Regions from separate parts of the Mus musculus genome. Here region 1 is linked to region 2. Evidence: chromatin loops called from intact Hi-C (ENCODE). Cell type or tissue: left cerebral cortex. All regions are shown on one strand. Links, peaks and the distances in the headings refer to the core of each region. The heading gives the core; the rest is flanking DNA.

Region 1 (2,923 bases), core at 227-2,726, 200 kb before region 2:
TTCACAACTGTCCTTTTTCTGTTGCTATATACCATTAGGATCCCATGAGGAACCACTACTTTCACTACTTTTCTTGACTTTGGCCATTTTGTCTTGAACAGATATCTTCTAGAATGTTCCTTTACTTGGCCTAGGCTGATGCTCCTGTCATTATTGGCCTACAGTTCTGAGTTTACAGGACGAAGGCCGTGGAGATGAAATGCCCTTGCTTTTTTACCAGAAGCTGTGTAACACTGTGACATTATTATTTCTACAAGTGTTAAATGGGATTATTTGGTTAGGGGCATGTTTGCCACAGCTGAACACAGGAAAGGGGATTTTTAAAGTTTTAAATTCTTTTGGCATTCTGTGCCTTAGAATCAGTCATTAAACGGAACCTGCACCCTGTGTGAGGGAAGCTACACTGCATGCTCTGGAGGTGAAAATGTCTCTATCAGTTGTTTGGACTTACTGGGAGTACTCTCTAAATTGCATTAGTCTCTTCTCCCATTTAGTAATACAAACATATTTAGAGAAACGCATAACTACTGTCTTTTTGTAACCCAAAGTGCTAAAACAAAAGCTAAGTTAATTATAACCATGGTCATTTATTTCTCACAGCTACAGAGTCTGAGAAACAAGAACATGATACACAGTACAGAAAGACCTTGTGTCCACAGAAGCCCAACCTCCACCTCATAGACACACCCTATCCTCATATACTACAAGAAGAGAAATGAACCATATGAAACCCTTCTGTCACTCATGAAACCTCCACCAACCTGACTTATTAATTTACCACAAAGGCCTTATTTATCACAGAAGCTTCATCTCTAAATCCATGTGAGCTTATACAAACTTCCACTCTACAGTAGATATGTTTTTACTCTGAGTTACCAATCAGTCATTTCATATGTATGTGTGCATGTGCATACGCACACACACACACACACACACACACACACACACACACACACACACACACACACATATTTGTTGTTGACATTGAAGAAGTTGATCTCCATTTGATCACTACGAATTCCCTTAGGATGCTTCATGCTTGCTTTGACCTGCAACATATTTGGTTTTAACTTTTTCTTACATTTATGGTGAGGCTGAAACAGGAGAGATATAAGCTCCAGGGCAGCTTGAGCTACATAGTGAGACCCTCTATTGCCCTGTCCTTAGATCTAGAATTTGCATTCTCCAGGGAGTTCAGCTCTTTTAATTGGAGATCAATATTTAACAACCAATGTCTGCAGGGATTGCTTGTTAAAGTATTTGTTCCCCATAGCGTATCTCATGATTTTAGATCAGACCACAATGGTAATCCTATCCTTGTTATTCTTCCTCCTAAAATCAATTTTTGTGGCTTGAGGATATTTTAGATGTCCCTAGCTTCACCACTAGGGACAAAATCTTAGGAAGTCTGTAGGTGGGCAGTGGGTAGTGTTCCTGGTATTGATGTTGCAATGTACTGGTGCAACTCAGTACAGAAAATAGTTCAGGAAATACTATATATGTAATCAAAGCTTCCATGTCCCAGTGGTACAGAATGTGGCTCAGAGTGTTTAGCTCATACCCAAAGCCACTCAGCAAAGAAACTGCTGGTTTCCCTCCAGCCCACCAGCTACTGCATTGGCACATACTCTCAATGTATGTTCATCGTTATGCTTTGAGACAGGGACTCAGTCCTGGCCCTTGGGAGATTTAAAAAGCCTGTGTTCAGACTTCATGCTCTCAGACCTTCTGGTTTCAATGATCTCAGTGGCAGCCAGCTTTTGTTCGTTCGTTTGTTTTTTTGTTTGTTTTGTTTTGTTTTGTTTGACTTCATGCAAAGGCTTTAGTGAGCAGCCCGGGTTAAGAACTTCTTCAAATGAATAAACCAGTTTTATCTGAGAAAGATTCTGCTCAGTGAACTTCCTTTCTCCTGACATCCCCAAGTAATGTTTTATTTCTCATTATATAACCTGCCTGCTCAGTATCATCAGTTTACTTTCATAAACATTTGTAACACCTACATCGGACCCATTACTAGGAGGAGAGCAAAAGCAGGGACAGCAGACAGCTAAAGTCTCTTCCCTTCCAGAGCTTTGACTATGTCAGAGGAGCCTTGGCATGACACAGATCAGTAGAATAACATGTGGAGACAGGTGAGTGAAGAGCCTCACCGAGTCCAGGAAATGTAGGTTGAAGGAATGAGATTGTGTTAACTATACTAATAATTTGTTGTCTGGCTGAGCAAACAGTGCCGTATCTCCAAGACTTTATTACCATCCATGAATGGCATTAACCAAAGCTGTAGCTTTGCTGGAAATCTAGAATTCTTATTGTTTTCTTTGAAAAGCCCATTAGAATTTGTGGGTTAGCTAACATGGTTATCAGCCTAGGTCTTGATTAAGCTTCCTAAAGCAGGAGGCTAAGCAAACCATGTTAACAATGACTCCAGCTGTAGGGAAACTTATGTTATTTTTAGGCATCTTGAGTGAAAATTGCTTTATCCAATCACTGGGCAATGCTTTTATTACTGTTTTTACTGCTGGTAAATTAGATTGCATGTTGTAGAAATTATGCATAACTACCCTGTTTTTAATATTTGCTACTGTAATCATTTCTGTAATTATGATTCAAAAGCACTGCTGCAAGCTGTCCTGAGGAGGGCTACTTTACTGTGTTCTAATGATGGTATCTACAGAAAATTCTATTCTCAAAGGCCCTCCTGGCAATAGCCTCCCTGGTGATGCGAGGCAGATAAGCTTCGTTGGATGCTGTTAATGAGTTTGATTTATGATGGTAGTGGCTCGGTATGACACATTATTTGGGGGCTTGGATATTTAGATTCCAGCCTTGAATATATCTTTCCCACCACTTGGGAAAAGAAAGAAGCTGTTAGAATATGAAGCCAGTAAGGTTTTTAAAGCAATACTGTTCACACATCCCATTT
Region 2 (2,923 bases), core at 215-2,714:
TTTATTTTAGTGGGGATTTAGAGAACTATATTTTTAAAAGGTCTCCAGGTGGTATAGATGTTTTCACAAGTATACAGATGGCAAACAGCACACAACTTCAGATTTGTCTTTTAGAGAGGCTGGTCCTTTCATAATACTGAATTTCTAGGACACTGAAATTCCTATTCCTCATTTCCCATCCTTTAAAAAAGTTTTTCAACAATTCATACATTTATATAATGAATTTTAATGACTTCTACCCTTATTCCTCTCTTCCCCAGAAACCCTTATTCCCAAGAAGTTTCCTTTCTGCTCTCATGACTTCTTTTGTGTGTGGGTGGGGGGCACCAAGTTTCGTTTCTTGCTTGAGAGTAGATGGAAGGTTAGAGGCTATGTAAAACCTCTTACACAGCACATTTGTCATTTGTCTTAAGCAATCCCTCCCCCATTCTTTGTACATGAACAAGTCCCTAAACGCTGTTGTAAGACTGCTACCTTCAAGGCAGAATCACAGCTCAAAGACAGTGGTGAGGCAGGAACACCCAGGTCTGATTCAGTCTTGGGCTTTTGGTACCTTTACAATGTGCAATGCACAGTGTGTTCTGTGATTGGAGTTGATCATAAATGTACCATCTGTCCTTAAGTGGACAGATTATCTCTATCTTACCATTTTTTTCTATCATGCTTCCTTCTTTCTACATCATCATAATTCATGGTTTCAAAAACAAAACTTATAGTATACACTCGTTTTAACACACACACTCGCTTTAATCATGGCTTGTCAGAAAAAATATCCATATTATTTCTACTTTTTTGGTTCTTTCCTCAATTTCCCTCCTTCCTTCTCTATGCAAATTTAAACATAGCAAGTTTCAATCTCTCACTAGGACATAAACTGATCATACAGATTAATTCCAATAGATTAATATCAAATGCTGATTATAAAATATTAAATTATTACTCCTAGATGGACTGGCCTCAGTAATTCTCATATACAAATCTCCTTTGCTATAAATATGGTAAGCATTTACCAACCAGTGGAGCCTTTGGACAGCCCTAAAGCTATCATAATATGCACTCATCTCTTTTACTGCTCAAATCCATGGAACTTTAGTATTTTCTTAGTTTCATAAATCCTGCTCTTCCCAGCCTAGAAATCACAAAGCTTATGATTTCTCTGACTCACCCCTTGGGCAGTTTCACCTAGTTTATATTTCTGCATAAATTTTGGGCTATTTTAATGTACCTTTTCTGCACATTTTCACTCATAGTCTCCCCCTCCTTCTTCTGGTTAGATAACTAACCCATGTATCCAAATGTAGATATGCAAATTAGAAATTGCAACAGACTTCTTTTCTTACTAACTGCAGTAGGACATTGACCCAACTAACTCTTGTTCAAACCCAGTCAGGAGCAAAATATTATGGCAATGCACCTCAAGGAACATCAACCTTGTTACGGGTATCTTCTTAGATCTTTTCCACTGTTCAGGTTGACAACAGGACATCAAAAGTTAAAACTGCAGCCCACCAAGAGTAATGGGACTCAGAACTACAGGGAAGGAGGGAGAGAGATGCTGAGAGATAGTGGGCATCAAGACAACTTTTGTCAGCATGGTACCCTATTCTACAGAGTGAATGCAGGTGGGCTACAGCGCAGCAGGAGATCAATCATCAGGCTTTCTGTTTTCCAGGTACCTCTATGTCCCAGTCTTCAACTGAGCCTCCTCATAAACCCTCCTCCTTTGGGTGTCTGCCTCCAGATCATTCAACAGAGCAGGCAGGCACTCTATACTTTTTCTTTGGTTGCCTGGGGATTTCTTCATCAAATGCAAACATAACCTCTCCCTGCACCCTACTCTCAGTCCCTCAGTCTTGTTTTCCTGTTTCTATGATGAATCTTCCACTACTGTATTCTTGACTAGCAGCTTACCTGTGCAGCATCTGTCAGATCATGCCTCTCCACAAAGGGTCCTGTTAAACTCTACTGTGTCACAAGTGCAAAATCATACTCAGGATTTGCTGAATAAACAAACAGGTTATGATGAGCTAAAGCTGAAATAGAATATAGCAACAGAATATAGTTTGGTGTTTTTCTGTTCTAGGGGTAACAATTGTGAATACTTGTGAATTCTGGGAGCATCCACATAAAGACTCTAGAAGATGTCCTATCATCTTATTAAATATTCCATGAGCAGGATATTGCCGATTACGAAAATGCACTGTAAAAAATAAAATCTATTTCTTTTCCATTCTCTCAGATTTCATCAGAGACAAGAGTCATGAAGACTTAGGAATTTGAATGAGGGGTTAAAAGGACATAGAGTTGGCAAGAGTATGGCAGTGTGGCAGAATGGGAGGAGTTGGGGTAGAGGGAAATGATTATACTCTATTGTATGAAAAAATGAGAAGAGAGAAAGAGGAAGAAGAGGTATAGAAGGAAGAGGAGAAAGCCAAACCCAGGCCTAAATGCTGGGCAGATTGCAGAAATGTAAAACAATTTTTATTTGTATTAATTTTACCTAATTCTATTGTTAAATGACAGAATTAATATAATTTTTAAATTGCATTTATATAAAGGCAGAAAGAATATGAAGAAAATAGAGAGGGGGAGAAGAGAGAAACACTAGAGAAGGGAGGGAAAATAGGAGAGGAAAGAAAGATGGAGGAAAAAGGGACAAAAAGTAGGGAGAGAGGGGCATAGAAGAAAGGAGCTGGTTTATATAAAAGTGGTATGTAAATTCTGAAAACTGAAAAAGAAAGAAAGGAAGGGTCCAGCAATTAGCCACTCAGTCAAATGTATCCACCCCATCCCTGACATATAGGAAACATGTCTATCAAATGCTAATCTCTGCTCTTAGTGGCAATGCAGGTCCCAGAGAGAGCCCTTTTCTCCAGATATATACTCTAGAATACTCCCTGAGTGAGAACTCTGTGTTGGCAAG

Evidence for each region. A loop is a pair of places that touch in the nucleus more often than their neighbours do. Peaks named below come from ENCODE experiments on the same cell type or tissue, not always from the same donor. Only the 100,000 strongest peaks of a DNase experiment are listed, where the experiment ranks them.
Region 1: a loop joins it to region 2, with 3 times the contacts of the local background. A loop is called at or near these places in 2 of 42 quality-filtered maps.

Annotation. Positions count from the first base shown.
Region 1 is chr17:89,553,559-89,556,481 of GRCm38, reverse strand. No RefSeq gene overlaps it. Among named protein-coding and RNA genes, the nearest start is that of Gm4719, 180 kb to the right of the region's middle. In left cerebral cortex, for the core only: a CTCF peak has its summit at 1,398; a DNase peak (open chromatin) is centred at 1,505; H3K27ac peaks cover 276 bases.
Region 2 is chr17:89,355,739-89,358,661 of GRCm38, reverse strand. No RefSeq gene overlaps it. Among named protein-coding and RNA genes, the nearest start is that of Gm4719, 22 kb to the left of the region's middle. In left cerebral cortex, for the core only: no CTCF peak of the experiment used is centred there; a DNase peak (open chromatin) is centred at 1,201; H3K27ac peaks cover 1,946 bases.